Regions from separate parts of the Mus musculus genome. Here regions 1, 2, 3, 5 and 6 are each linked to region 4. The links are chromatin loops, found by intact Hi-C in ENCODE. Cell type or tissue: gastrocnemius. All regions are shown on one strand. Links, peaks and the distances in the headings refer to the core of each region. The heading gives the core; the rest is flanking DNA.

Region 1 (5,080 bases), core at 634-4,633, 200 kb before region 4:
GGACTGCTCATTTGACCTCAGTAAAACCAAAACCAACAAAACCAAAAAGCAGCCCCCCTCCCCCAACACCACTATCACCACTTGGGGGAAAACACAACCAACCAATCCCCCAAAAACAAAACCAAAAAAAAAAAAAACAACAACAAAACACCAGAGACATGAAATTCCTTTCACCTTTTCAAATAATCAGGAGCAAGACGGTTTTTTGTGTGTAGCCAGTCTTAGGGAGCCCAGGCCATCCTCTCCTAGACTTTGCCTTGAATTCTTGGTCCCCATGCCTCAGCCTCACAAGTACCAGGATTACAGATGTAAAACGCCAGGCCCTCATTCTTATTAACTTAGAATAGCTCTCTAGAAACAGGGCTTGAAGAGCTTAAATGTATGCTTATGTTCTAGAGAGGGGATTACAACCCCAACCACTAAGGACTCTGACACCCCCCCCCCCCCCAGTTATCAGACTGTGAAATTTTATATGCCACCATAAATTATTTACTTTGCAAGTTTCCAGTGCCTATGTATTATTTCTAACAACTCTGTGTGTGAGGTGGGGTGGGGTGGGGGTGGGGGTGGAGGAGGGGGTGGGGGTGGGGGTGGGAGTGATTGTATTCCTCCAGCCTTGGCAAGTGGAAGGTCTTCACTTAATGTTGTACTTAAGATGCCTGCGGAATCTGAACTTCAGACCTATCCTCTCGACCCACCTCAGTGACATCCTCATCTCTCTGAGTGGCTCCAACTCAGCTCCTTTTATCTAGTAGATTCTCAAGTCCGTGACCAAAGAGGAACTCATTGGAAACCACTGAAAAATAAACAAAACCGCTAGGGCCACCACTGCACTGGCTTCTTGGCGGTGGGGGCTGTTCTTTCTGTCCCGGCCTCACCAGTGCCCCGATTACTGGACCCCGCCTCTGGGCGGCGAATTCCGAGGTGGCCGGCTCGCCCACGCTTGTGCAGGACCCGCACCCTGCGGTGATCTTTACTCCCCAAAGCAGTGCTTAGGTTTCTCGGCTCTCCTAGAAGCCAAAGGGGGCTGGCCACCGCCGCCCCCTTTGCTGGAAGGACAATGAGAGGCCAGCGAGAAGTCTTAGGTAAAAAGGCCACGCTAGCTTTGGCTTTTCTCGCTCGCTGGCAGTTTTTTCCTTGTCCTAAAAAGTTGGCCCCAAAGTTTAACGATGGGAGCGTATGTGTAGGTGCGTTTGGTGGGCGCGGACAGGGATGCAGAGGGTGTGTGGGTCTTGTTGATTCGGGTCCTCAGGGTCACAGAGACAAGAGCCAGGCTCCGCATGTGGACTTGAACCCCTGGGCGGGGAGCAGGCGCGGAAATGTGGCGGAAGGCGCGTGAGCGATGGCGTGGCCAGGCACTAGCGGAGGACGAGGAGGGACCCGGGTAGGCAGCAAGAGTGTGAGCCCCGCGCTGAATTGGTCTCCCAGCCCCCACCTGTTTGAAACGATTTGCAAACACCAAAGCCAAATTCTCTGTGTTCCAAAAGTTCGAGAGCTGGAGTCGGGCAAGCACACGTGTTCCCCCAAAAGGCTCTGGCTGAGCCGACCACACTGCAAGAGGAGGAATTCTAGGGGTGCAGGGAGAGGAGCAAGTTGGCGTCAATGAAGGGTCGGCCCTAGGACCCCGCGGGAGGCGCGTTGGAATCTCTCCCTTCCAGGAGGAGGGGTGGGGCGGGCCTGCCCGCGGGCGGCCGCCGGGCGCATGCGCGCGCGTCTCCTCTCCAGCCGGCCGCTGCGCTCCGCCGCGCGGAGTAGAATGAACTGTAACAAAACAAGCCGAGCCTTTGTATCTGCTTAAAGGGGCCGCGGCCACTTCCCTCGCGTCCCCTCACCCCCGCCCCGCGCCGTCGCGTCTCCAGGGCTCCCGGCAACTAGCTTGGAAAGGGCTTCCCTCGCGCTGAGGAGCGGCCGGCCGGCGCGGAGCAGGCGCGGCGTGTGTGGAGAGAGCCGCGGAGCGGAGAGCGGGCCCGGGCGGCGCCGGAGTGGACTCTGGTCCCGGGAGCGCGGTCGGCGCCGGAACGCGGACCCGGAGGCACCGGAATGCAAACAAAGCTCGCGGGCGCCCGTGCAGGGCTCTTCACGGAGCCCGGAAAGTTTGTTTTATGATGGCTTGAGAGCGCGAGAGAGTCGGGCGAGGAGGCTCGAGTAGCTCGCTCCCGCGCTCCGAGAGATGCTTCTCCCGTGAGCCCGCCGCTCCGGGGGCTCGTGCTGTGGGGGCACCTGTCTCTCGTTTTAGCAGTTTTCTTTTCTTTTTCTTTTTTTCTTTAATTTGAATTTTGTTTTCGAGGAGGGGCTGTAACTCATCATGTCGAAAGTGATCCAGAAGAAGAACCACTGGACTGGCCGCGTTCACGAGTGCACCGTGAAGCGGGGACCCCAGGGCGAGCTGGGGGTGACGGTCCTGGGGGGCGCGGAGCATGGGGAGTTTCCGTACGTGGGGGCGGTGGCGGCGGCCGAGGCGGCGGGGCTTCCCGGCGGTGGCGAGGGGCCGAAGCTGGCCGAAGGTGAGCTGCTGCTGGAGGTGCAGGGGGTCCGGGTGTCCGGCTTGCCCCGCTATGACGTGCTGGGAGTCATCGACAGCTGCAAGGAGGCCGTCACCTTCAAAGCCGTCAGACAAGGTAAGACGGGGCGTGCCTTTGGGGGGCGCACCCCGAAAAAGAGGGGAGGCCTGAGGGGGCGCCGTTTGCTCCGAGTGCTGTGAGCCAAAGTTGAGGCCCGGACCAGATGCACTCAAAGTTGTGAGGTTGTGGGCTGTGCGCCCACCTGCGTGGCGGGCTGGGGCCGGGGTTGCGCCGGGAAGCGGGGAGATGCTTCCCAGGTCTGGTTTGCCAACTTCTAGGTCGTAGCCACCTAGTGCTGCGCAGCCTCGCCTTCACCTTAAGGCAGATGGGGAACTGAGGGAGGCTAAGGTGGACGCTTCCCCCAGCCCCTTACGGGATGGATGAGCTCACGGAGCTGGTGGCTTGCCACTGCCTGTTTCCCTGAACTGGAGAGTGGGTCGTGGAAGGAGAGGGTCTATTTATGGTTGATTGGAATTCTTCCATCACAGAATTTGCCTTCATCCTGCAACCCCTCCAGGTGGGGCTGGGTTATAACCCACTGGAGTCCTTAATCCAGCCTCCTGCAGAGCCCGCAATCACCCCACAGCGGGGTGACGTCTGTGTCTCCTCCTTGTGGAGACCTACGGTGGGGGAAGGGGTGATTAGCGCTTGGCGCGAATCTAGTCCAAGTTTACCCAGCCACCTCCTCCTCTTGCACCGTCGTCCTTATTGATGATGGTTGTTGAGAGTTACAATTCATTGTTAGCGTGTTATGTGAGAGGCTGTCTGTAAAGTGGTTTAATTGCATTATCTCATTCTGATTCACATCAATGCTATAAGAACGACTCGGTTTTTGTAAGTCCTATATTACAATAAGTAAGCCGGGTCTGACCTTAGGTAAATGACTTGCCCAAGGTCACACAACTACCAAAAGTGTATGGGTCTTTTTTTGTTAAACCTTGAGCAAGGAGGAGGAGGGCTTGAGGGGACGACTTTCGGGACCTGAGTTTTGGGGTGGGGGTGGGGAAGCAAATCCTCCCCTAGAAGTCTGTAGGATAAGGATGGCTTTCTGTAGGGTAAGGATGGCCGTGGGAGAGTACTCCCTCGCAGTTTGGTCTGAGCAATGGTCTGATCCTGTAGCTAGCCACCGGAGCATAGCTGCAGTCCTTAGAGGCATCCCTCCTGCACCCAAGTGCTGTGACGCAGGTTCTCCCAGATGAAAGCACCAGAGGAGGTGGCAGAGTTGAATGTGGTGAAAAGTTGCCATATGTTCCTGTCAGGATGGCAGCAGCTGAAGGAAACGTGTCAAAGGAAAGCGGGGAGAGCCAGCGCTCTCAGCAGCAGGCCGCTTCCAGATGACCGGAGGATGAGCGCAGTACTGTGTGCGGGGAGCCTAGTAGCCAGGCCTTTCTATCCTGTTGGGAGCGCAGAGGCTGACACCTAACAGTGGAATGTCCATATCCTGCTACTTGGCCTTGCTTGATGAATCTGTCCTTAGGAGTTTCTGGTAAAATCATAACCGAGGAAGTGTGCTGGTTCACAGTAAGTGCTCAGGAAAAGCGAGTTGTATTGGAGTTGGATTTAAGCAGTTAGCAATTCAGTTTTTAGCTAGGAATTTAATGCCAGTTCCCCGGGTGTTTATGACTTGGTAGAGCTGTTGAGATAACACTGTGACAGGCATTTATTTATTGGGGGAGGGGGGCAGCATTGGGTTTGAGTTCAGGCTCATTTTGCAGAAAGATTTCTCATCCGGCAGGATGGCAGGATGTCTGGGTGGTGGTAAATGGGTCCTAAGACTTGTTGACCATGGGCAAGAAGCTTCCAGAAGCTGAGCTCTTCCACTATTTTGCAGAGACCCTGGAGCTAGCTAGTACCCCTTCTCCCTCTCCACTCTCCCTTCCTCTCTCTCACCCCTCTGTGTGCACTTTAGTGGTGGTGGTGGGAGATGCCTGTGGATTTGACAGTTATTATAGTGCCTTCAGGTGTCCTATGATCAGGGCTGTCTTTTGCCAACAGAAATGCTCACAAAGGGAGAGAGTGGGCTTGTGCTTCTGAACAGCCTTGCAATAGGCTATGAGTGCTGTGGAATCCACCACATTATAAAGACTGTCACATGTGATAATGACATGGGCACAGTTACTGTGAAGATGACCCTAGGAACCATTTCAACAATCCTCTCACTTTCCTGTTGCAAAATGATTTAAATTATAGGACATATTTGTCTCCACCTTTTTTTGTTACTGTGTCTTATTGTATCGAGTAGACTGAGCTAGTATTTGGGAAAAATATATTTTTTATGGTGTTTCCATTTTGAGTTAGCTCTCACAGGGACATAGTCACTCTGGGTACATATCTGCGTGGAGATGTCACAGTCTTCTTGTGGTAGAAGATTGTACTCTTTGTGTTGCATGGCAGGTTTCTATAGCAAATAGTATCTCATGGATAGGAGTGGGTTGTGAACGAGACTTAGTAGACCCACATTAAGTGGAGAGGACAGTTGTTGGTCATAACATGCTTAAAAATATTAGAAATGTATGTAT
Region 2 (5,080 bases), core at 329-4,328, 59 kb before region 4:
ATCTCTAGCTGCTCCCCTACCCCGTCAGTTTCATAGACAAAACAGCTGTCTGTAAATCACTCCTGGCAGCCTCCTTCGAGCTGTGGACAGGACCAGGCTTTGGTTGGTTTGTAAACAGGTCAACAGCTTTGATGGGTAGGCTATAGTGTTAGGAACTCAGGTCCTGGTGGGAGTCCTACCTGCCCAGTTTCTTGTGTGTCTTATCTTTCATTTCTCTTCTCATCTTAGAGTATAATAAACACTGGATGATGGGAGAAAATTCATTATTTCTTGATTTGATATATAAAGAATGGTCCTGCCTTCTTATTTATATCAAACTTTTGGCTTGAGGCCTGAAGCCTCTGACAGAGGTGGTGCTGGACGCTATGGCCCAGCCCTTTGTTTTGCATGTGATTGAAAACCTTGTGCGTCTTATCGTCAGTTGAGGATTCAGAGCTGTTTCAGTGGGAGGATTTCTGTATGCTCTCCACATCTTACAGTAGGTGAGTGGGCTGAGAATCCTCTCCAGTGGGAACCTGCTCTGCAGCTGGATTCCCATGGGGATATCTCTGGGGAGTTGGACCCTGGGTGGACGTAGAAAAAATACCCTATGGAAGTGTGCATAGTCATGTATGTGCATATGTGCATGCATGTGCACACACACTCTCCCATACTCCTGCTGCTAATGGAACTGTGGCCTGCTGTGTGTTAGCCAAATGTTCTACTGTTGATCTATAGCCTAAGCCCAAGTGTTTGTTTTCTTAAAGCTCCAAACACCCACGTTTGTTTCCTCTGCCTTTCTTCCCCCTGCAGATTGGTAGGCAAAGGCAAACCAGTGACCAAGTCGAATGAGTCAGTCTCTTAGCAATTTCATTTTCTCTCTCATTGTTGTCATACTAGTTACTAATCTGTAACTCATTTTTAAGCATCTTAGAGTATTAGAGTTGGAGGAGAAAGCCTAGTCCTCCAGAGAATCCCAGAGGAGATGGATGCCTTCACCAGGGGGCTGAGCCCCTCCCTACAGAGTAAGTGACTTAGTTAGGTTTTCATTGCCATAAGGAGACACCATGACCAAGGCAACTCTTATGAAGGACAACATTTAATTGGGGCTGGGTTACAGGCGCAGAGGTTCAGTCCATTATCATCATGGCAGGAAGCAGGGCAGCATCCAGGCAGACAGGGTGCTGGAGAAGGAGCCAAGAATTTTATATCAGTCAGGAGAAGACTGGCAAAGCCCATCCCCAATCCCATAAAGCCCACACTTCCTCCAATCAGGCCACAACTATTTCAACAAGGACACACCTCCTAATAGTATCACTCCCTGTGGGATAAGCATTCAAACACTTGAGTCTGTGGTGGCTAAACCTATTCAAACCACCACAGTAAATGAGAACAGTGCTTGGTTTTGTGTCCCCCCCCCTCCCCCTCCCCCTCCCCCTCTCCTTATTCCCTTCCTCTCCCTTCTTTATCCCTCCCTCCTCCTCCTCCCTTCTTCAGTCTTTTACACACATGCACAACCATGTGGCGAGAGAGGAATGAGTGCAGGCCTATGTTTGTATGATACTCATGTGAGGGTCCCAGGGCAACTTCCTGTGTCGTCTTTGACTTCTGTCTTGTTTGATACACAGTCTATTTTGTTCACTGCTGTGTAGGCTTGGCTTGCTGGCCCAAGAGCTTCTGGGAATTTCCTGTCAGTGCTTCCTTTGCCCAGGAAATCTTCTTAGCCCTTGTTTCATTTGCAGATGCAAGATCTCCTTGTGCAGCCTAGCCTAGGTGTGTGTGAAACTCATCATGCAGCCCATAAGGTCCTCCTGCTTCAGTTAGCCCCTGAATGCTGGGATTGTGAGCGTGGACCACTCATGCCTGGCACTGTGAGGGTTCAGACCGCCGGGGCTCTCCAGTGTACACATCCCTCTCCCGCCCACTGAGTGTGGGCCACTGAGATTGTAGCGTGCCTTATAATAATTCCGTGCACGGTCCCTAACCCCTTCCTGTTAATCTGAAACCTTGGTGAGCAGAGTGTAAGCATTTGGAGGGATGCATTTTGGTTCTGGTAAAGTGGAAGCATAATGTCTCAACCAAGAACCACCAGATGTGCCAGAGAATACAACTCAGCGGTGATTAATGCTGAAGTCAGCCCAGGACAGTGTGTGTGGAATGAATGAGCGACTCTGAGAGTTAACTGCAGACTTCTGCCAGCCTCAGGGTTTGTTGTGGGGCCTACCACAGCAGATGCACCTGATCCAAACTTCCCATCCCTAGACACAAGGTTAGCTCGGGCTCAGCCAGAAAGCAAGTCAGCACTTTGCTTGTGGACAGCAGCAAGGCTTGCCATCTTGGCTGCTATCCCAGTTTGATGTTTTTAATGTCTTTGTTCTTTTAAAAATTGAATTCAAAAAATACTTAAAGCACATAAAGTACTTTAATAAATAAATACAGCTTGATATTTTAACCAGTGTCTTCTCTGTAACTACCACCAGAGGGAGCTGTGTTTTCAGAGTTGCCTGGCCTTAGCACTGGCCTGACTTTTACTGTTATCACTCTACATGTGTCTTGCCTGCTTATGATTTTTCAATAAGAAATAACTATAATATGTACTTTTTTATGTTAGGTTGACTTTTTTATGTTTAGAGGACACCTTCATTTTGAGCGTATCAGTAGCTCTTTTTACTGACTGTGTAATATTCTACTTTGTGACCATGTTATATGTGTTTATTTTTCTGTTTTTTAGGTAGCTGGGTACTTTATAACTCAGAGGTCTTTTCATTAAAGATGCCTTGTTTTTTCCTAGTATTTTTTTTAGAACATATTCTCCCCCCCCCCCCGTGTGTGTGTGTGTGTGTGTGTAAGAAACGTAGGTCTTAGAATAGGTGTTTGTTAGACTTTAGAAGGTGCTGCCAAATGGGTTCTGACGTGTGTTTCTCTCTTGTGTGCATATTTGTATATGTTGTGTGTGGATGCATGTAGGTGTACATGTGTGCACATACATATGGGGACCAGAGAAAAGGCTTGGGTATCATTCTACAGGCTTGACCTGAAGCTCGCAGAGTTGGCTACCCTGGCTAGCCACTAGGCTCCAGGTATCCTCCAGTCTCTGCATCCCCAGTGTATCACCAACCCAGCTTTTACTGAGGTTCTGGGGACCCGACCCAACTCAGGTTCTCATGCTTGCATCAAGTGCTTTACTGACAGCTTTCTCCCATCCCTGGTTCTAATTCTTGATCTTATCTAGCTTGCATCTGTCTATGAGCTCTGTGTTCCCAATTTGTAGTCTCTGGTATGTGTAGACTGGGGACAGGAAATGCAAAAAAAACTTTATGGAGACAGAATGGAGCAGGGAACTGGCTACTGTGTGTTTAAGGCTGAGAGGAATAGATGTGGAGAGGGGGAGTTGGAGACCATGCAGTTTGGGGCCTGATGCTTCGTGTGGATTCAAGCTCCAGCTTCTGTCCCATCTTCAGCAGTTCCACCTTAAGAAGTGTGTTTCTACTTCAGGAAACATTGTCCTCACCTGTGTGTGAAGCTAGGGCTGAGCCCATTCTTTACCAGGCAAAGCATTGACTGAAAGGCACAGTGAAGACCTCTTGGGGTCTGCTGAGTGGCAGCCACTGTGCCCACATAGCCATCAGACTTTATCTTCATGACAAGCCCGCCATGCACTGTTATTTTCAGTTTGCCAGTTAGGAAGCTTAATGTGTTGTCTTCCTGTTGCCGTGGCAGAACATTTGGGGTAGAACATTTTAAAAGCTAGGGGATTTCTTTTGGGCCATGGCTGCACCAATTGAGGAGCATGGTTGCTTGTCCTAGTTGCTTTGTGTCTGTGATTAGGAATAGAGGTTGAGTGCCTAGTGCAAGCTACCTGGCATCTGGTTGTAGGTTGCAAAGGGGAGGGGCCTGAGGAGGCAGAGAAGATGTGGTACAGCACCACAGCCTGCTCCTACACCTCCAGTTTCCACCACTTCCCAATAACGTGTCAAGTTAGGAAACTATCAGCCGATCCCTCCATTAATAAGGTCATACCTCTCTTGTCTCCTCAAAGACCCCACCCTGGAACATGCTTGGCTGGGGACTGAACCTTCAACATGTGAGATCTTGGGGGACGAATAAGAGCAAAACTGGGGTTCAGTAACATGTCCCCATGTTACACAACTGTTAGTAGGGGCAGGATGCTGATAGGTTTATACTGATCTCTTGATTGCAGAAGTGTGGCAGATAGACAAACAGAAAAGAGAATCCCTGCACGTATAGGGTAGACTAAGTAGACAACCCACTGTCCTCATAGTAGCCAGACATGTTTCGTAGTGATCTAAGTAGGATAGTGACGACATGGGGGGGTGGGTGGGGAAAGGGAAGCTGGGCAATCTGGAGACCTGTGATGCTTAGTAATGTGTCTTAGGCAGCATCTGCAGAGTCTTTACTGGGATTTGCAGGAAGACCTTACATAGCCATGGTGCTAAGCAGTCCTGATCCCTTCAGTCTCACCTGTGCCTCCAGCCCTCTTGTAAAGAAAGCTTGCTGCTGAGTCTGATGACCTGAGTTTGATTCCCCAGAACCTGTGTAGTGGAAGAAGAGAGGCAACTCCAGCAAGTTGTATCAGACCTCCACATGTGCTCTGAGGCAGGTGTACCTCCTGCGCACGCGCGCGCGCGCACACACACACACACACACACACACACACACACTCACACACACATGCATACACTCACACACCTCTGTATGAGCACACATATAGTGGAATAAATTAGAGGACAGAAAATAACAAGGTAATAGCAGGTGGAAGTATTGAATTGAATAGACACAATAGACTTAATTGAAGAGTGAGATAAATTCCTTGGTCAACTGACTTTTCTCAGTCCTAGCCCAGGATTCTCTTTCATTTCCCTATAGAGCTTGCTTGCTTTGTTAATCATCTATTTTCTTTTATATGTACATCCCACATGCATTAAAGACTCTTCCATGCGTTTAGCCAAAAGTGGCGAAGAAGTCCTCCTGGGTCTTTTCAGCAGTGCATAGGAGAACGGGTCACCTTTGCTCTCATTGGCCAGGAGTTATTAGTCAGCCCGTGAGAAGTAATTCCACACTCCTGCACAGTGCCATTTTT
Region 3 (5,080 bases), core at 425-4,424, 280 kb before region 4:
TGTGTCAACTCCACACAAGCTGGAGCTATCACAGAGAAAGGAGCCTCCCTTGAGGAAATGCCTCCATGAGATCCAACTGTAAGGCATTTTCTCAATTAGTGATCAAGGGGGAAAGGCCATTCCTGGCCTGGTAGTCTTGGGTTCTATAAAAGAGCAGGCTGAGCAAGCCAGGGGAAGCAAGCCAGTAAGGAACATCCCTCCATGGCTTCTGCATCAGCTCCTGCTTTCTGAGCTGCTTGAGTTCCAGTCCTGACTTCCTTTGGTGATGAACAGCAGTGTGGACGTGTAAGCTGAATAAACCCTTTCCTCCCCAACTTGCTCTTGGTCATGATGTTTGTCATGAAGTTAACCTCTAAAAAGCAAGCAAATAACCCAATTTAAAAATGAGGTACAGAGCTAAACAGAATTCACAACAGAAGAATCTTGAGTGGCTGAGAAGCAATTAAAGAAACATTCAAAGTCCTAGTCATCAGGGAAATGCAAACCAAGGCAACCGAGATTCCACCTCACACCAGTCAGAATGGCTAAGATCAAAAACTTAAGTGACAGCACATGCTGGTGAGGATGTGGAGAAAGAGGAACTCTCCTCCATTGCTGGTGGGATTGCAAACTGGTACAATCACTCTGGAAATCAATCTGGCCGTTCCTCAGAAAATTGGAAATAGTTCTACCTGAAGACTCAGCTATACCACTCTTGGGCATATAGTCAAAAGATACCCCACCATACCACAAGGACACATGTTTCACTATGTTCATAGCAGCCTTATTTGTAATAGCTAGAAGCTGGAAACAACCCAGGTATCCCTCAACTGAAGAATGGGTACAGAAAATGTGGCTCATTTACACAGTGGAATACTACTCAGCTATTAAGAATGAGGACATCATGAATTTTGCAGGCAAATTAATGGAACTAGAAAATATCATCCTGAGTGAGGTAACCCAGACCTAAAAGGACAAACATCACTTTTTTTTTAATCAGAAGATTTTTAAAAAAAATACTATTACTTATGTCATATCCTTTCTTTACTACCTGACTCTCGTGGACTCAGAGTTTTTGGATGTAGGGAAGGTTCTTTTAGGAAAGATACTTGTCCCCACCTCCCCTGCAAACGGTAAAGAACAGCTACACCAACATCTCTACTGCATCTCTTCTTATGCAAACAAGTTCCCACTCTTTAGTGGCACCTCAGTCTTAGCCACAGATTTTGCTGCATTCAGTGGTGGCCACACAGCCTCTGTGACAGGCTCTTGACACTCTAGTTCCTTACATGTCACTCTCACAAAACATAGTGTGTGTTTAAAACCTTTAGCCCCCTTTAGGGCATCTCTACATTCATGCACCAGACTCCTTTCATCAAACAGGCATGCTACTACCTACCACCAAGTTCAGTCTCTCCACTTGGTGGCTGTCTGGGGAGGCTTAGGAGGCTGAGGCCTTGCTGGAGGAAGTAAGAAAATGAGGACTCTCTTCATTTCAGATGCACTCTCCCTGTTTTCCTGTTTGTGGTTCCGGATGTGAGCTCTCAGGTGGTGCTACAGCCACCGTGACTACCTGCTTCCCTGCTATGATGGACTCTTATTCCTCTGGAATAGTTAGGTAAAAATAAGCCCTTCTTTCAATGGATTCTTAGGTCATGATGTTTTCTCACAGCAACAGAAAAGTAACTAATGTACTGTAGAAGCGTAAGGACCTGAGTTAGATCCCACAGCCCACGTAAACTGCCAGGCATGATGGTTTGTAATCCCAGCCCTGTGGAGGTGAAGGCAGGAAGATGTCTAGGGTTCACTGACCAGCCAGTCCAGTCTAATTGGTGAGCTTCAGGCCACCGAGAGGTGGTGGTGTGGGTTGCCCTGGTGCTGTTTGTATTCTGTTGTTAGTTCTGCTTCCTCAAGAGCAGTTGCCCAGACAGGCAGTAAATCACATATTCAGGTGATTTCATGTGAACCTTCTCCCCATTTTAACTGGTCAAATAAAGGCTAGAGCCTGTGATTGGACAGTGGAAGGGAAAGGTAGAGCTGGAGGATTAAGAGAGTGGGGGAAGAGTAGGGAACAAGAGAGGAAAAATATGGCGGAAGACTAGGTAGAAGGAAGACGGAGCAGAACCACATGGCCCAGAGAAGCCACAAGTAGCAAGGGATCTCATAGCTGGAAAATAGAGTAGTGTAGTGGTGGATCTGCCCAATCGAGGCATGCAGCTTATAAATATTGTAACTGAGTTGTGCCTTCACACGGGCTTATTGGGGTGGGAGGTTTACTGCAACAAGGTGGTGTTCCTGAGGATGGCATAGTTGTCCTCCAGTCTCCAATTGTGCTTTCACACACACATAAACAAATGAGTGGATCTACGCATGGTGACACATGTCTTTAACCCCTTGGAGCCCTTGGGAAGCAGATGCAGGTGGATCTCTGTGAGTTCAAGGCCAGCCTATTCTACATAGGAAGTTTCAGGTCAGCCAGGGCTACACATTGAGGACCTGTGTTACTTCTGATGATGTGTCCCTCTGTCATAGTCTTGGGCATTTGAATGCTTGATCTCCAGTTGGTGGTGCTGTTTGGAAGGTTTAGGAGTTATGTGCTTTGCTGGAAGAAGAGCGCTTTGCTGGAAGAAGAGCGCGACTGTGGGCGGGCTTTGAGAATTTAAAGGCATATGCTATTTTTTTTTTCTTAACTGTTTCTGCCTCCTGCTTGCCCTTCAAGATGTGAACTCCCAAGTGTTCCTGCCGCAATGCCTGCCGCCAGGGTTCCATGCCAGGATGGACTTTAATCCTCTAGAATTGTCAGCCCAAATAAGCTCTTTTATAAGTTGTCCTGGTCATGATGTTTTTATCTCAGTAGTAGAAAAGTAACTGAAGACTCTGTCTCAAAAAAAAAAAAAAAAAAAAAGGAATGAGTGGAAACAACAAAGAACCATGAGAAGAGTGGATGAGAGATGACACCTGAGCAAGAATTCTAAATTGTAGCGCTGTGTCGATGTTCTATATTCAAAGGTGATACTCACATGAACTCAATCAGGATGTAATGGGAAACCAGACAGAACGCAGACTAGCAGAGGGCCTTGTATTCCAAGTGACACACCCATCCCTGCAGATGGGAAGAGGCTGAGGCAAAGTAACCTGTGGGAAACTGGACAGTGGCAGTCTTTTCCATGTATTGCAGGAATAAAAAATTGCACAGAGGGATAACCTATATCCATTAAAAGGCAGAACAAGTTAGTGAATACATTACTATTGTTTTATGCTGGCGTGAGAGATCAAGGCAAAGGCTTTGCACATGCTGAGGACACGCTCTCCTACATAGATTTCTCTATGTGTCTATATGTAAATATCATCTATATATACATGAGATTATATTTTTGCTGGTCAAAAAAGAGAATGAAAAATAAGAAAAAGGGGCTGGTGAGATGGCTCAGTGGTTAAGAGCGCCAACTGCTCTTCCGAAGGTCCCGAGTTCAAATCCCAGCAACCACATGGTGGCTCACAACCATCAGTAACGAAATCTGATGCCCTCTTCTGGAGTATCTGAGGACAGCTACAATGTACTTACATATAATAAATAAATAAATCTTTAATTAAAAATAAGAAAAGGATGACAGCTTACAGAAACCCTCTGTTAACTGAAACTGGAATTATCAGATGATAGATAGATATAGTCACCACAGAGAGATGATAAACAGAGACAAATAATAGTTATGGAAGTATAAGTTTATTGTATATGTGCTTGTTAGAAAATACACATATATTTTCTAGTTTTTTTTTCTGGTCAGAGAAAGAACTTGGAAACAATGCAAGCCATGACATCATACCACACTGTGCACACAAAGAGCCTAGACCTTGGTGTCAAGGACATTTCCCAGTGAAAAGGACAATGGCTTCTTACAGATATGATTGATTCTGGGGCTGGGCCAGGGAGAGCACAAGATGAGCACAAGATGAACAGTCTGTGTGTCTAGAAAATTAAGGAAGTCAAAAAAAAAAAGGAATAAAGGGATTAAAAAAGGAATAAAGGGATTAAAAAAGGAATAAAGGGATTAAAGGGATCAAGAAATGAACAAATGCTGGGAGAGAAGAGTCACCTGGAGGGTCACCTGGTGAGTGAGCAGAGGTGGGACATCACTGGGGCATCACTGCCAAAACGCACAAAATTCCTGAATTTCATCTTGAGGAAACAGCACACTAGCCAACATTGAGGAATGTTATGCAGAATAACTGACCATCTTCCCCTTTGTGTATGTGTATATGGTGTATTGTCATGTTCAAGTGGGTCTATGCATGTGTGCAAAAGGGACTGTGTATGTTTGCATATGTGTGTGGAGACCAGAGGCTGACGTTTCGTGTCTTCCTCAATTGCTTGCCACTTTATCTTTTGAGATAGGGTCTCCCACTGAACATGGAGCTCAGCAGTTAGGCTAGACTGACTTGTTAGTGTGCCCAAGGGCTTTTACTGTCTTCACCTCCTCAGGAATAGGATTACAGAAGCCAACATGTAGGTGACATGGTTGCACATGCCTACAACCCCAGCACTGATGGGCAGAGACAGGCAGATCTTGAGAGCTCGCTGAGCAGCCAGCATAGCTGAAATGGTGACCTTCCAGTTCAGTGAGAGACTCTGTCTCAAGCCAATAGGGTAGAGAATTAAAGGAAGACCCCCATATTCTGCTCTCACCTCCACATGTGTGTACACAAATGTGCACATTTATACATTCACATATTTGTACCACACACATACACATGGGCACGCACATGTGCAAATATTTTTTAAAGGGCTATTGTTTTCCCCAGGGAGAAGAACCAGGCATATTGGAATTATGTTCCATGTTGATCTGGGTTGGGGTATGTTGAATATATTCATATCTAAATTCCATCAAGCAGTGAACATTTAAAAGTCATGTACTCTGCTGCAGGTGTGTTATTCCTGAATGAAGAAAACAAAGAAAGAAAGAAAAAAGAAAAGAAAAGCACACACACCAATCAATTCACCCTAGCATGCTGAAGAGTAACCTCCAGGATGCACGTTGGACGAGGTTCCTAATAGAAGCCATAACATCCATCATCACAATGCTTTCAATAATATATAACAAAT
Region 4 (5,080 bases), core at 411-4,410:
ATTTGATCTTGAGGGAATTTAGAAGGATCTGAAAATGTGGAAGAGAAAGAAAATGGCCTCTTGTAGACCTGTATGATCCCCGGGGATCAAGAGTGGGTGAGCCTTGCTTATTAGTTCAGTGGTTGTTTTGACTTTAACCTTGACCGTCTCCACCCGTGACCTCAGTCGTGCTGGGTTCCCTCTTTCTGGGTTTGCTTAGCTTCTTGGCTTTTGCGTGGGGGATTTTTGTCTAGGGTACCTTCCCCACCCACTTTCAATGGCAAAGTCCTTATCTGTGTGTGTAACTACATGATTGGCAGTTGTTTTATTAACTTCTAAACCCTGATTAGGTATTCGGCTTAGTGTTCCCAGAGTACCATAGGCTTGCTCTTAGCATTCCACTCAGCTTTTATAATTGCCCACTTCTTTGTCCCACTGGTCCGCTGGGCTGTGCAGTCTCAGAGGACAGAGAGTATGTCCTGTTTGCTGTCGTCTCTCCAGCACCTAATATAGCCCTTAGCTCCATGACATGGTTTTGAGTACATAAATGAATGATGGTGTGTGAGAGTTGGTTCTCCTGTCGTTCAAGCTCAGTGTGTTTTTGGTTTTCTATTTAAAGTTTCAGAGCTGCCTAGAACTGGCTAAACATAACATCTTTGTTTTGACAGTAGACTGTTCTCTAAAAAAAATGGTAGAGGAAGACTTTTCAAGTTGGATTTATTCTTCAGTGTGTCTGGTTTCTTTTAGGGTGTGTTGCTGTGCAAATGCTCTTTTGGTCGAGGTTTGAGAGGCTTAAAGGTGGCCACAGTGTCTTCACTACGATAGCTTTATCTCCACCTGTTCCTTGTACCCTGAGTGCATCCATCTGTCTGTGGTTGCCTCTATGATCTTCTCTGTCCCTGAATGACTTAGGGGATGGAAAAGTGGTGGTGTTACCACAGGCATTCGGATGTCAGCTCACTTAAAATATGAGTTGAAAGGAGAACCATCTAATTTCCACTAATGAATTGCTGTGTGCTTCTCAGTGTTAGGAAGGGCATTGACTGAAATATTTTTACGTAGGAAAACTTTAAAGATGAATCACTGAAAGGTGTGTCTGTCAGTACTAGAGGATCTCTCTCTCTCTCTCTCTCTCTCTCTCTTTCTTTCTTTCTTTCTTTTCGAGACAGGGTTTCTCTGTGTAGCGTTGACTGTCCTGGAACTCACTTTGTAGACCAGGCTGGCCTTGAACTCAGAAATCTGCCTGCCTCTGCCTCCCGAGTGCTGGGATTAAAGGGGTGTGTGCCACCATGCCCAGCTGCTAGAGGATTTCTTGACCAAAGGAATTACGTTTAATACTGCCTAATGTATTTCTGAGAGATACTTGGTAAAACAATTCATTTCGGTGTGGGTGCAGAGAGGGATATTTTTGATCTGGTTTACAAGGCACAATAGAAATAGAAAGAAATACTGATTTCATTCATTCATTCATTCATTCATTCATTCTGTCCCCCTGCTAAGTCTTTATTGGGGGCTAGTTGCAGCAGGAACTTTTCCAGGGGCAGGAAATAGAGCAGGAAAGCAGTCCCCGAGTATTTATAACACGTTCCATTTCTTGTACTGATTGATGTTATCCTGATGAATTCCATCTTGAGTAAGTACCTTGCTGCGGTCTGTTGTGTGACTGGAGGTTCAGGAAGAAGCACACTGGCGTGCTGTCTGTATTTTGTCTGTATTTTCTCTGTCCCTGACATTCAGTTTAAACATTTATGTTTTATTTGTGTTTAATCCTTGATTTGTCAACCTGCTATCAACTTTGGTCATGTTCCTGGCTTGGATGAAACGAGCCAATAAATGCTGCTTCCCTCAAAAAGGAAGGAGGAGATGAATATGGAGTTAGATTGGTAAGGAAATTACCCACATAGTTTAGCATCCCTTCTGTAGCTTTGAAGATAGCGCCCTCTTGTGGCGTGCTGTGTTTCTCCTCATTTCTTGGATAAACTGCTGAAAATTATATAAATTCATGGCTCTGTTGGAGTTAAATCACATTTTAAGTGGTTTATTTAGAAATAATTGATATGTGGTGCAACATTCATTCATGTAACATTTGGTACAGTTTAGTGTTTTTAATGGAATTACAGAGTTATGCAACCATCTTGCATCATGCAGCCTTCTCATTCTTATTTTGGGAGTATTTTAATCTCCTCTCAAAGTAGACTCATACCCCTCCCTTCTCTGTCCCTTTCTCCAGTGCCTTGGGGCCGGAGATATTCAAGAAAATGTACTTTCTGCTTCTATAGACTTTTGTAGATATTTCACATAATGGGAGCTATATAATACCTGGACTTTGTAGTTTCTCCCCCCCATGATCACATATTAGGGCTCAAGTCCTTTCTTGCTAAAAATACTCTGCTGTGTGACTCTATCTCTGTAATACTTTACAGCTTACCGACTAGTAGACCTTTGGGTTGTTTCTGCTTTTAAAGCTTCTTTATAATTAATGTTACTTGGGAATGTTCATCTGCGAGGTTCTATGTGGGCACATGCTTCCATTTCTGTCGTAAAGCACCTTGGAGTAGGGTTATGAGGTCAACTGGTAACTTCACGTGTAGCTTTCTGAAGAACTTCAAGACTGTTTTCCAAATAGAAACTCTCAAAACGTAAAGGCCAGTCCCCCAGCCCCCCAGCCCCCCAGCCCCCCAGCCCTCCAGCCACCCATCACTGCATTTGGAACTCATCCATTCCTTGCCTGAGAATGGCAAGCAAGCCCCAGGAAATCCTGTTTCTGGGCCTGAAACTGGGATTACGGTGCAAGATGTAGTTTCTAGAGATCCAAAACCAGGTTGTGTGGAAGCGCTTTGCAGACCAAGCCCTCTCCTCAACCCCTCAATGGTTATTTTTCTATTAGGTTCTTCTTTGTAGTTTTAACGAAGTCCACCAAGTTAAAGTTAGTTCCTTAAAATGAAGCAGTGTCTGGGGACTAATGCTGAGCAGTGATTCCAGCAGGCTAAGCATCCAGCTGTGGAGGAGGCCCCACTCCCTTCTGGTGTCTCCTGTGGGAAACTCCATTTCCTTAACTTTTCTTTGGGGCTGCTTTCTTCTTTTCAAAACCATGGCTATCACATCTCCCTGTTAGCTAGGGCCCGTCCACGAACTACTGTAAGGTCATCTCAATTAGCAATCATTGTTCTGTTTGCTGTGTGCCTCATTCAGGAGCTCCTGGGATCCAGACGTGGACATCTTTGGGCAATTGCCATACTTCTTAATTAAAAATTTTGCAGCATATACTGGGAAAATATTTTCTTCTTAATAGGCAGGGATTCTAGACTTGGGCTCTGTGATGAGCAGTCATGGAAATGCATCATGTCCATCAAAGCCCAGGAGACTGCAGCCAAGACCCCCTGCTTGCCAGCAGCTCTGTACAGAACAAATTTAACATTTTTGCATGGAACTCTCCAGCCCAGTAGCTTAGTCACCTCTACCCCCCAGTACTTGTGACCCCAGCAAAGACCCAAACTACATATGTGGTTGCCAGGGGGCAGGGTGATGCAGATTAAAGACAGAATTGAGGAAAACCTTTAGCAAGTCCTTCCATGGATCTTATCACATGGTAATACTGGCTTGAAGCCCCTCACCATGATGGAGCTCCTAAGAACCTAAAGCTCAGTAAATTTCATTGCGTCTTTGGGCTTTGAGAAACAGCAATCACCATATAAAATTGGGTAATGATTCTTTACTGGCCCTGCTTCTGGGAAGCAGACTAAGGCAGCTGTGATGCTAAAGCCCTCAGATGCTTCCTCTCCAGGCCAGGCCTAGAGAAGCCCTCAGTGACTGAGAGGAGGCTTGTCTGGAGGGGGTGGGGGGGGGTGTCAGGGTCTGTTCTGTAGATGACCTGTATGGGTGCTATTCTGTCCTTCCAAACATTTAAAAAATGAATTGTGTGGAGTCTGCACTAAAAAGCATCCCTACTCACTGTTCTCTGAGAATGGAAAAGCAGCAGCACTCAAGACCTCCTTCCCCTCTGCATGAGCTCAGTTCTTTTCTTATCACTGCATCTCACAAGCAGTTTCCTCCAGGAGACTCGGGAGGTAAACAAAAGGTCACCTCTGTGGAGGAACAGAAACTTGGAAGATCTCGCGGTCCCTCCCCAGCAGTGTAGACAGGAGTGAACAGTGGCGAGGCAGGAGACTGATGAGAACAGAGCTGCAGAGAGGAGATTCTTGGAAGGCCGAGCTGCCTGCGAGCTGTGCAGAGGGCTCCAGAGTTGCATGGGAGGTTGAGGAGGGTCTTCAGGGATGCAGCTGCTTTCAGTTCACCCTTGTTGCTTCTAAGGAACCCCCGCCCGCATTTATTAGTAACACCTCAGTGGCTCCCCACAGTGATTTGCTGCAGTCATTGCATTGCCTGTTCTGAGTTCCCTTTCTGGGGTGTGTTGTGTTTCCCCAGAAGTCTGTCACGCCGGTGTTCATAACTTCCTTAGTTTTCCTACGGTTTTGCAAACAAGTTCATGCATGCTCTTCAAATATGCACTGGGCTAATTCAAATTCTTTGGGTCACACTAATGTACTTTTTAAAAATATTAGGATCAATTTGCCTTCAAAGAGGAAACTGCTGCTCAGCCATTGACGGTTTGTAACACTGATTCTGAATGTGGCAGCTAAGGCTCTTTGTGAGTTGACCTGCACAGGAGCCTCAGGTCTCTCCTTTGACTTGCTTTAGATAGGATTTGAGTCCTTTGACTGTTTTTTTTTTTTTTTTCTTTTTAAATTTTGTTTGTTTGTTTATTTGAGACAGGGTTTCTCTGTGTATCCCTGGCTGTCCTGGAACTCACTCTGTAGACCAGGCTGGCCTCGAACTCAGAAATCTGCCAGCCTCTGCCTCCCAAGTGCTAGGATTAAAGGCGTGCGCCACCACCACCCTGCTGACTGTTTTGTTATGAGGTTTCTGCCTCCAACCTTCCTCTGGGCACTTGAATAATATTATAACTAAATGCTGATTAATGTAAGCAAGAATAGGGGGGGGACTTGTTTTCTGCTGTATCCGTTGGCACCGTTGGGTAAGCCCCTTGCCCTCCTTTCTGCCTTTCCTGATGCATGGTCTCAGCCATCCGTGGTACCCCATC
Region 5 (5,080 bases), core at 320-4,319, 320 kb before region 4:
TCAACTCCTACAAACTGTCCTCTAACCTCCACATGTGTAGTGTGGCATGCACACACCCAGAACAAATGAGCAATCAAGCTTAAAAGAACACATTTCTAACACTCTTTCAAAAGCCATTCTGTTATCATTTCCTCCATTGAGATGCCATAGCTAGTTCATCATCATGTCAAGCCTAGCACTCTCCTTCTTCCTCTGCTTCTTCTTCTGCTTCTGCTGCTTCTTCTTCTTCTTCTTCTTCTTCTTCTTCTTCTTCTTCTTCTTCTTCTTCCTCTTCCTCTTCCTCTTCCTCTTCCTCTTCCTCTTCCTCCTCTTCCTCTTCCTCTTCCTCTTCCTTTTCTTTTCTCTTTCTCTATTTTTTTTAAGTCAAGGATGGAGATCAGACAGACGATAGCAGGAGCCATATATTGGAAAAGGAAGCATTAGAGAAAATGTCAGGAGCCCCACACAAAGTGTTAGGGGAAAACAGCTTAGAATTGAGACAGAAAAGTCACTAGTTTTCTGAGTACCTCAGTGGGCAGACTCAGAGCAGCATGGCTGCATTCTGTAAAACATTCTGGGAAAGAAAAGTATGGCATCTCATGAAAGGGACGATTATTCTGCCTGCCTATTTAGCATGGTTTAAGGTAAACCCACTTTCCTAGGAGCAATTCCTATTTTCAGAGGAGTAAGGCCTACATCAGATAGTTGATCCACCTAGCTGGAACATCAAGTCTCAAAGCAGGCCAGAGATTTAGTCTCTTGGCCAGGAGGAATTTCTCCTTAGTGAGTCTTTCCTGGCAGCCGTTCTCAACTTTCCTAATGCTGGAACATTTCATACAGTTCTTCATGTTGTGGGGACCCCCTGACCTTAACATTATTTTTGTTGCTACTTCCTAACTATAATTTTGCCCCTGTTATGAATCATAATGTAAACATCTGTGTTTCCCAATGGTTTTAGAAATTTCTAAAGAGAAATGTGAATGCTGCTCTTTCGCAGACAGCTAACCCCAAGAAATTAGGTCTCATGCTGGGGGGTGGGGCAGGGCCTACCGGGAGGCTGAGCTTCTCTGAAAGAAATTTTATGCAGCTCTCGCAACTTTGTCAGACCAGCTCACAGGACTGATTAGAGCTGATGAAATGATGGGTCAATAATGGGCGGGGTCACACCTTGATCAGGGCTGCCTAGTTATGCAGGCCCTTTGCTCTCTGTTTAAATCTAAACCTTAAGTCAGAAACCTGAAGGAAGATCATCCAGGGAACAAGGATCCACAGCATCTCTTTATCCACACTGAGCAAATCTCCTTTCATAGCTCTTGACCGTGACTTGTCTCTTTAATTACCATAATTAGCACGGGAGGACAGGTGGCTGAGCCTAGATTGTGAGGTTGGCCAGAACCCAGGCTCTGACCAGAACACCTAAAACTATCTACATCCGAAGCTCTGGACTTCCCAGAGGAGTGGGCTAAATGATGAATTACCTTTGCATGTGTGTATGTAAGTGAATTCGAATTGATTTTTTTTCTTATCATTACAATTCCATGAGAAGGATGAATGGCTAATAGCATCTATTAGATTGAGATCAAGCTCTAAATCCCCAAGCCAATTTAGGATTTATCCTCTTGCCATTCAACAATTCCCTTGTCTTCCCAGCGTCACTGACTGCAGTCATTTGCCTGACCTGTAGCTTTGATGCTGTGTTAAGTATAACTCGTAACTCGTAACTTGAGTAGATGAACGGCACGGAGAGCACATTAACGCTTCTGACCCCATCATGTCCTCCCTTAAATGGGTTATGCACGTGTAGCACTGCTGCGGACCATCTGTCCTGTGTATTTAAGCTCTGTAATGAAATGGCCCGGCCCTCATTGTTTATTTATGGGATGCAGACAGCCTCGCTCAGTCCTAACTCACTCCTCAGTCACTGTTTTGCAGGCTAGAAGGCTCAAATAGCTGCAAAAGAAACGTTTGCTGCCTCAGATGGCGCTATTAAAAAGAGAATCGTTCCCAAAGAGACACTTATCTCCTGGTGGGGGAGGGGCCGCCAAATCACTATAAATTATGGAAAGGAGGATGGCAAGTGTGTCTTGCTCTCTCTTTTTTGGAGGCATTGTTTTTATCACAACTGTCAACTTGAGCACACACCTATTTTGGAAAGCTTTTTTACGGCTTTGAATTAAGCACAAATGGAGACATAAGAGGCTTGCCTAATTAGAGCGGCTAACAAGAGCTCCGCTCTGCAACTAAAGACAGGGTTGCATGGTGACTGATTCACAAATGGCACCAGCTAGGGGCCGGGGCTGTGCAGAGAGGCAATAAAACACAGTTGAGAGGTGCAACCAGTGAGATAGCAGGGAGCCCGAGGGAGAGAAGGAAGATCATTGGGTGTGGGCAAGGTAGCACAACTCCCTTCCCGGGGACAGAAGAGGACGACCGGAGCAATCAGGGTTGAGAGTTCCTTTTGACCTGAATAAATACAATCAATCAAACCGCCTGTGTTGCTGCAGGCTTTCATATAACTGTTGCAGAAAAGGCAGCTGCCCGGTCCACTGTCCAGCACCAGAAATTTCCATAGACCCGGTTTACAGTAGCCAGGTCCACTGTTCATAACACAGTGCATGTGCTGACCAAGGCCAGCAGAGGGAGCGAGAGGTTAGTGGGTGCATTCCAAGCTGTGCCAAGGTCACAGGCTCCCGACCTGGGACCACCCAATCCATTTATGACTAGGAGTCTCTTCTAAGCCCCCTTGTTCTCTCTCAGAAATGAATGTTTGATTGCTCTGCACTGTGGGTGTAGGGGGTCAATGAGCTGTTTATTTTTCTTCAATTCATAGTGTATTATGCTTTGAATGTATACATTGTATGCACTTAATGTTATATAGTGTATGTACGTTATGTGTTGATCTAATATGGTTTTGGTTAATTAAGATCTGTAAATGCTTGTTTATTTTCTCTGGGTTCCAGTTCGATAATCTTAATAATGCTACAGAAAATGCTCTGGCTATACTAACTAGCACCACAAAAACATAGAAAATGAGGTCTTAGTGAAATCTAGATGTGAGGGGCTTTACTGGGGATTAGGGAATAGAAGATGAACTAAGCTCGCTCTGTGGTGTCAGGAGGCTTAGACGCTTTGCTCTTCATCAGGACTCTGTGAGTGCTTTAGTTAATTACGCTGCCATAACAAGATGCCACAGGCTAGGCAATTTATAAACAACAGGAAGTATTACAGCTCTGGAAGCTGGGAAACAAGAGAAGATAGGGCCAGTAGACTTGGGGTGCTGTGAGGGCCTGCTTTTTTTTTTTTAGGTATGTTACTCATTTACATTTCCATTGCTATCCCAAAAGTCCCCCATACCCTACCCACCCACTCCCCTACCCGCCCACTCCCACTTTTTGGCCCTGGTGTTCCCCTGTACTGGGGCATATAAAGTTTGCAAGTCCAATGGGCCTCTCTTTCCAGTGATGGCCGACTAGGCCATCTTTTGATATATATGCAGCTAGAGTCAAGAGCTCCCGGGTACTGGTTAGTTCATAATGTTCCACCTATAGGGTTACAGATCCCTTTAGCTCCTTGGGTACTTTCTCTAGCTCCTCCACTGGGGGCCCTGTGATCCATCCAATAGCTGACTGTGAGCATCCACTTCTGGGTTTGCTAGGCCCCAGCGTAGTCTCACAAGAGACAGCTATATCAGGGTCCTTTCAGCAAAATCTTGCTAGTGTATGCAATGGTGTCAGCGTTTGGAGGCTGATTATGGGATGGATCCCTGGATATGGCAGTCTTTAGGTGGTCCATCCTTTTGTCTCAGCTCCAAACTTTGTCTCTGTAACTCCTTCCATGTGTGTTTTGTTCCCAATTCTAAGAAGGGGCAAAGTGTCCACACTTTGGTCTTCGTTCTTCTTGAGTTTCATGTGTTTTGCAAATTGTAACTTATATCTTGGGTATTCTAAGTTTCTGGGCTAATATCCACTTATCAGTGAGTACATATCATGTGAGTTCTTTTGTGATTGGGTTACCTCACTCAGGATAATGGAGGGCCTGCTTCTTACACAGCACGTTCTCTCCACACACTGCCGCGGCAGTAAAGAGCAACAGGAAGAAATTCTGTGTCTTCACGGGGCTGAAGGAAAGCCCAAACCGTGCACTTCTCTGAGAGTTCACAAATCTTGTTTATGAGGGCTGTAACTTCAAGGATCCCAAAGTCCTGCACATGTGGATCAATGTATGTGTGAAGGTACCTGTGTGTATGTAAAGTGGGGGTGTATGTGTCTGCATGTGCATGTATGTGTGTGCATGACTATGAGTGTGCAAGTACATGTATATGTGCTTGAGGGTGGAAGCCAGAGGTCAACCTTAGATCTTGTTCTTCAGGATTGACCCACCCTGTTTCTGAGGGTGGGACCTGGGGTGAGACTAGCTGGCCAGTAAGCTCCAGAGACCTGTCTGTCTCTACCTGCAAAAGAAAAAAATCATACATGCTCCAATTAGGTCTCCACTTCAGTTTTGTTTTTGTTTTTTATTTTTGTTTTTGTTTTTTTTTAATTTTATGAAGGTCAGAGGACAACTTGCAGAAGTCAGCTCTCTTTCTCTCCATCACATGGGTTCTGGGGCTTGAACCCAGGTCGTCAGGCTTGACAGCAAGCCCCTCTATCCACTGAGCATTCTCCCAGCCAAGTGTCTACTTTTTATTAGTTCTCATTAGTCCACATCTCTATTAGTTACTTTTTCTGTTGTTATGACCAAATAAGTACCCAAAAGAAGAAACAAGAGAAAGATAGACTTGTGTTGGCTCATGGTTTGAGGGGACAGTCTAGCATGTGTGGAAGACACGGTGGGAAAGCTAGCTGCTCCAGCTGAGGTGGCAGGAGCGTGAGGCGGCTGGTCACTTTGTGGTTGGTCACAAGCCAGAAGCAGACAGAGATGCTGGTGCTCAGCTCACTTACTTTTCTGTTGTTCCCAGACCTCAGCCTCTGGATGGTGCCACCCACAATCAGGATGGGTTTTGTTGTCTACATTGTGTGTGTGTGTGTGTAGGGAGTGGGAGTGTATGTGCCATAGTATATATGCTGAAATCAAGGGCAGCTTGTGAGAGTCAGTTCTCTCC
Region 6 (5,080 bases), core at 433-4,432, 380 kb before region 4:
TTGGGCACACACATACCTTAGATTATCGTTGTCTTCCTTTCCTCCGTGGGAAGAAACCACAACTGACATGAACGCAAGTTTCTACTTTGTGGGGTTCTTCTTCTCACATAAATCTTACATACACAAGTTTGGGCAAATGGATAAGATCCTGGGGAAAAGATCATTCTAAGGGAAGTCAGACGTCAGATTCTCTGGAGCTGGACTTAATGGCAGCTGTAAAGCTGTAGCGCACCAACAACAATAACAACAGCAGCAACAACAACGAAACTTTGTATTGCTCCTCAGTAAACGGAGAGAAACGGAAGCAGAGGAGAGCAGAGCCATTAAAAAAGTATTTCTCTGGGAACATACTCTTAAATACACTTCGCTCAACCATGCACGGGCCTGGCAGGTACTAAGTCAAACAGTCCCCTGACTGGGGAGTGAGGAGGATTATAGGAAAGATGGAAAAGAAGACTCCGAGACAGAGGTTAGAAATCAGGAGGGCTGTCTAGTCACTACTGCGGCAGCCTCGAGTTTAATTTTCTTAGGCTTTAGATACTTTACAGTATCATGAGAAACAAAGCCACAAGCTAACAGAAACAATTTGCTAAAATGTACACAAGACATTCCTTCCCATCCCAAAACGCTCTGTTCTTTCCACCAAGGTCAATAGACTCTTCAGCCCCAGCCTTGAGCCCCAGGTTCACCTCCTCTTATCTTATCATTCCATGCCACAGAGGCCAGGAAATCTGCCAACAGGCCCTCCTTCCCCTCCCCCTCCCTCTCCTCCTCCCCCTCCCTCTCCTCCTCCTCCTTCTCCTCTCTCTCTCTCTATCTCTCTCTCTCTCTCTTTCTCTCTCTCTCTTTCTCTCTCTCTCTCCCTCTCTCTCTCTCTGCTTCAGAGAAGCACAAAACAGCTCCCCACACAGCAGCTAAGAGCTGATCTTCCAAAATGATTCCCAGCACAAATGGTGGCTGACTCTAGTCTCAGAGGACCCAACGCCCTCTTCTGGCCTCGTCTGGTACTGCACACATGCAATGCAGAGATGTACATGAAGGCAAAACACCCATACACATAAAATACAAATAAAAATTTAAATCTAAACAAAGTTAAGGTGCATTCTTAGTAAACATATATAGGTATAACTATTCATAAGCCATACTTTTAACTGAGTCTTGTTTCTTAAAATCAGTGAATTCACAAAATATGCAAATATCTTTTGATGACAATATGTGTATATTTGTGTTTGCCACCTCAAAATGTTAATGGATAGGAAATAATGCTTTGTGAAAAATAACTGACATGTTCTTGAACTCTCCATCCTCTAGGTGTCACTTATGTCTACAGAAAAAGAAAAAAGAAATAGCAATCGCTCCCATATGAGACAATAGTTAAAGTAAAGAGTTTATTATACTGGGTACAACAGAATTTCTAATGATTTTCTATTGATTTTTAAAGTTATTGCAGCTCGTCTACAAGATAAATTTAATTTCTTATTTACTGGTAGTTAATTATTCTTTATAGCTAAGTTTTAAAACTTTAGGTTATCATTTCATCATCTGTTGTATATATACAAGATAACCAATTATATATTTGGCCCCCCCCCCACATCTTATCTAGGCACACGCCCTCATACCTGAAGGCCCTTGCTAAGTCTCCTCACAGAAGATGAACTTTATAATAAATAGATTCTGACACTTTCGTATGGAGACAGCTTGCAGTTCCCACCACCCTGAGTTCTCCTTCCATTCAGCTAGCGATCCACGCAACAGCACCCACAGGTGAGCTCCTGGGAATCTGACCCTGGGCCTGGCAAAAGCCATTCAGTCAAGTATACAGGAACTGCGGGACTCACCTGGCCAAACTGCCACTGCCCCCCACCCCCTTGAAAAGGTAAAACAACATGAGGCAAATTCTTTTTTTTTTAAATTATTTTATTTTAAATTACATGTATATGTGTTCGTCTGAGTGTGGGTGCGTGTACATATGTGTTCAGGTACCCGTGGATTCTAGGAGAGAGCACTGGATCCCCTGGAGCTGGGTTTACAGGCAGCTGTGTGTGGATACTGAGAAACAAACTAAGAAGAGCAGCACTCCCTCTTAGCCTTAACCACTGAGCTGTCTGCCCAGCCCCAGGGAGACACATTCCTACCACACACAAGCTGAATGATTTTAAGGTTCTCCAGACAACTGCCTCTTACTTCTAGAGAACTGATTGACTACTCAGTGAAAGACACTAATTTTCAATATGTTTGGTTTTGGTTTTTGAGACAAGCCTTACTGTTTGGTGCCCTGGAACTCACTCTGTAGACAAGGCTGGCCTTAGACTCAGAGATCTTCCTGCTTCTGTTTCCCCCGTGCTGGGATCAAAGGTGTGCACACTAATTCTCAGCTAGACAGACTATTAATGTAGCTGTGAGTAGTGCCAGATCTAAGCTGCAGAAATACAGCTCTCTGAGCAGGGCACTATACTGAGAACTTTGTATGTTTGCCTTGTTTTTTGAGACAAGGTCTCACTTAGCCCAGGCTGGCATAGTAGAGCCTGCTCTACAGTAGAAGATCTTGAAGCCCTGCCTTCACACACTGGGATTACAGATGTGCACCTTCATGCCTGCCTCCTTCTCAATGTTTACATTTTTCTGTGCACATGACTAAATTCCTACAAATATTGCATAGTAATAAGCCTTTACCACTATATGGATAAGGAATAAATGATTTGCCTTACAGGTAAGACAACTGTTATTTTATTCATGAGCATCTCCTTTTGTCACCAAACCACTGTTATTTCTTCCTGCCAAATCCTCAACTGCTCTTTTAGCTATATCCCAATTTTTTATTTTTCGTATTCTAACATTACACAGCAAAGCTTAACTAAGTACCAGCAGGTGGAGACACTGAGCACGCATGCACATCCCAAGGGCCTGGACAGGCACAAAAGCACTTATTTAAAGGAACGGGGTGGGAGGGAATCCAGCTTTTTGAGGAAGCTGAGATCCTTCTTCTTTGGGAGGAAGGAGAGGAATGCAACAGATCTCCAGCTAATCCCCGATTCACCGCAAGCCGCCGCAGCAGGCATCCTCAAGGCTGCCAGAAGCCCCATACAGATCACAGAGAACAACAGTTTGGCAGCAAAGTACCTGGAATAGTCTCTGCACACTCAAGGGTCCAGCTGGGCTCTTTTCTGCAAAGCACACATGACGGGGTCTAGGGATTGTAGTGCGTTTCCTAGCAACAGCAGGACTGTACTCTCTGATACTGTGGAGGAGGTGCAAGCAGTCGCCTTAAGAATGGCACCCCTGCACGCTGGCCAGGGTCTTTTGAGGAGCAGTGAGAGGGTAACACACATACACACACAATTGCAAATGTTTTAGGGTGCATTAAACTTGCAAGCCATTACTAGGTCACTGGCTAAAAGGTGTAGTTAAATGGGTAGGTAGATGTATTGCAATGTTGTCCAGCTCCAAGGCAGCAAAGAGGCAGGAAAGAGAAGCCCCAGGTAGATCCCAGAGGGTTCAGCTGCCTGCTCCTTCAGAAAAGGAAGTCTCCCACGTACAGCTTGAGAGTCCCAGAAACAGACAGGAAAACTGAAGGTACAGCTTGGTGACAGGGGAATCAAGAGGTTCTGCAAGCTCCCTTACTTCTGTCTCAGATTGAGGGCTGCAGAGGATGATAACCCTAAGCTTCTGTGTCAAAATATCCAACAGTGGTTATAGTCAAGTGGACGTCCGCATCATTAGAGGGACTAGTGGGAACTTCCCCGATTTCCACAAAGCCAAGCCACCCCTTCCACTCTATAGTCAGATTAGCTTAGCTCTCCCGGGAAGAGAAAAGGCAGTGACCCCTGGGAACTAACACCCAACAAACATAAAAGGCATTGTATGAAGCCCATTGGCTGGCAGTTAGAAGTCATAGACTTCTTCCTTCTCATTGGCGGCCCACTGTGGAGCTTTATCAAGACTCTGCCTGGCAAGTAGGGCATGCTTTGGGTCACACTTGTGGCATGGAGATTTAAAATTAGGCTGCCAGTGTCCATCCGATGTTTATCTCTGCCTGATGCTGACAACTTGAAGAATTTTTGTTCAGCTCCCACTTTCCAGTGTTTTGGCATCATTACTCAGATATTCCTGAGATCTAAGTATCATCTCAAACCAAATTAGGGACAATTTACTTACTGCCCATTAACAGTGGATTGATTCTGCAAGCCTTGTGGATGTGATCATAGGAGTGTCTATCTAGATTAAGATTGCTGTCTCAGCACAGTGGTAAAGATTTTCATTTTTCGTGCAATGTATAAGTTTTGTTTTGTTGTTGTTGTTGTTGTTGTTGTTGTTGTTGTTTTTAAGATTGGACCCAGCTTTGTGTTGGAATGTGCTCAGCTTGGTCTACTATGCTGTGACGATTACTATGGATTGTCAATTTGACAGGATTGAGCATTGCTGAAGGGAGCATCCTCTGACCATGTCTTTGAGGGATTTTCTACCTTAGGTTAGTTGAGGTGGGACCATTTACCCTAAATACGGTGGCGCTAGTTCATCGGCCAGGGTCCCCATTGGGGCTGAGTGAAAGGGACAGTCAACTGAGCATCTACTTTTCCTTCCTCTGCTTTCCGACTCTGGGAGCAATGTGACCAACTGCCTTGTGCGCCCACCACCGTGCTTCCCTGCCATTCTGTACTAACTTCAAGCCAGGAAACCAAATAAGCCCTCGCTTGGGTTGCTTTTATCAGAGCAATGTATGAAAGAGCTAATATCTACTAAACAAATAAAAATAAAACACACGTAAAATTCCTCTCCCACCCCGTCCTGTGAGCTGTCAGTGCCTGTGAAGATGATGGTGTTAGTCTTCTCAATTGACCTCATTTGCTGGATGTTATCTGTATTTTGAGGGTGAGCTACCTGTGGCGGCATCTTAAATTTTGAACAAGAACATTTAGGTCAAGGTTATCAAAGGGACTTCCTAATGCGATGGCTGGAGATCTGCAGGAGGCATCCGCCTTGGTGACAAAAGGGAATGTCCATTGACTGTTGTGCTACCAGCCAAAATCATGAGTCATTTTACACAAAAGGTCTCCATTCTGCCAGACCTGACAATGGCGCA

Evidence for each region. Peaks named below come from ENCODE experiments on the same cell type or tissue, not always from the same donor. Only the 100,000 strongest peaks of a DNase experiment are listed, where the experiment ranks them.
Region 1: a loop joins it to region 4, with 6 times the contacts of the local background. A loop is called at or near these places in 15 of 42 quality-filtered maps.
Region 2: a loop joins it to region 4, with 2.2 times the contacts of the local background. A loop is called at or near these places in 14 of 42 quality-filtered maps.
Region 3: a loop joins it to region 4, with 8 times the contacts of the local background. A loop is called at or near these places in 10 of 42 quality-filtered maps.
Region 5: it touches region 4 in a loop (8-fold over the local background); 17 of 42 quality-filtered maps call a loop at or near these places.
Region 6: a loop joins it to region 4, with 13 times the contacts of the local background. A loop is called at or near these places in 21 of 42 quality-filtered maps.

Annotation. Positions count from the first base shown.
Region 1 is chr6:94,280,548-94,285,627 of GRCm38, reverse strand. It overlaps Magi1 (membrane associated guanylate kinase, WW and PDZ domain containing 1), which reads left to right and starts at 1,711. Exons shown (of 24, transcript NM_001029850.4): 1 at 1,711-2,618. The coding sequence starts at 2,306. Gm31661 (a long non-coding RNA gene) reads right to left here and starts at 1,707. Exons shown (of 5, transcript XR_377886.4): 1 at 699-1,707. In gastrocnemius, for the core only: a CTCF peak has its summit at 3,154; DNase peaks (open chromatin) are centred at 2,486, 2,643, 3,133, 3,846 and 3 more places; H3K4me3 peaks cover 3,935 bases; H3K27ac peaks cover 3,912 bases.
Region 2 is chr6:94,137,399-94,142,478 of GRCm38, reverse strand. The region is part of intron 1 of Magi1 (membrane associated guanylate kinase, WW and PDZ domain containing 1); the gene reads left to right. The region is part of intron 1 of 4930511A08Rik (RIKEN cDNA 4930511A08 gene); the gene reads left to right. Among named protein-coding and RNA genes, the nearest start is that of Gm52867, 88 kb to the left of the region's middle. In gastrocnemius, for the core only: a CTCF peak has its summit at 2,460 (motif pointing right); a DNase peak (open chromatin) is centred at 2,289.
Region 3 is chr6:94,361,606-94,366,685 of GRCm38, reverse strand. No RefSeq gene overlaps it. Among named protein-coding and RNA genes, the nearest start is that of Gm31661, 80 kb to the right of the region's middle. In gastrocnemius, for the core only: a CTCF peak has its summit at 2,529; no DNase peak of the experiment used is centred there.
Region 4 is chr6:94,078,176-94,083,255 of GRCm38, reverse strand. The region is part of intron 1 of Magi1 (membrane associated guanylate kinase, WW and PDZ domain containing 1); the gene reads left to right. Among named protein-coding and RNA genes, the nearest start is that of Gm52867, 150 kb to the left of the region's middle. In gastrocnemius, for the core only: no CTCF peak of the experiment used is centred there; DNase peaks (open chromatin) are centred at 1,916 and 4,267; H3K27ac peaks cover 226 bases.
Region 5 is chr6:94,398,104-94,403,183 of GRCm38, reverse strand. No RefSeq gene overlaps it. Among named protein-coding and RNA genes, the nearest start is that of Slc25a26, 100 kb to the left of the region's middle. In gastrocnemius, for the core only: a CTCF peak has its summit at 2,622 (motif pointing right); DNase peaks (open chromatin) are centred at 1,814, 1,978, 2,338, 2,602 and 1 more place; H3K4me3 peaks cover 806 bases.
Region 6 is chr6:94,462,620-94,467,699 of GRCm38, reverse strand. No RefSeq gene overlaps it. Among named protein-coding and RNA genes, the nearest start is that of Slc25a26, 35 kb to the left of the region's middle. In gastrocnemius, for the core only: CTCF peaks have their summits at 1,001 (motif pointing left) and 2,869 (motif pointing right); DNase peaks (open chromatin) are centred at 984 and 3,016; H3K4me3 peaks cover 217 bases.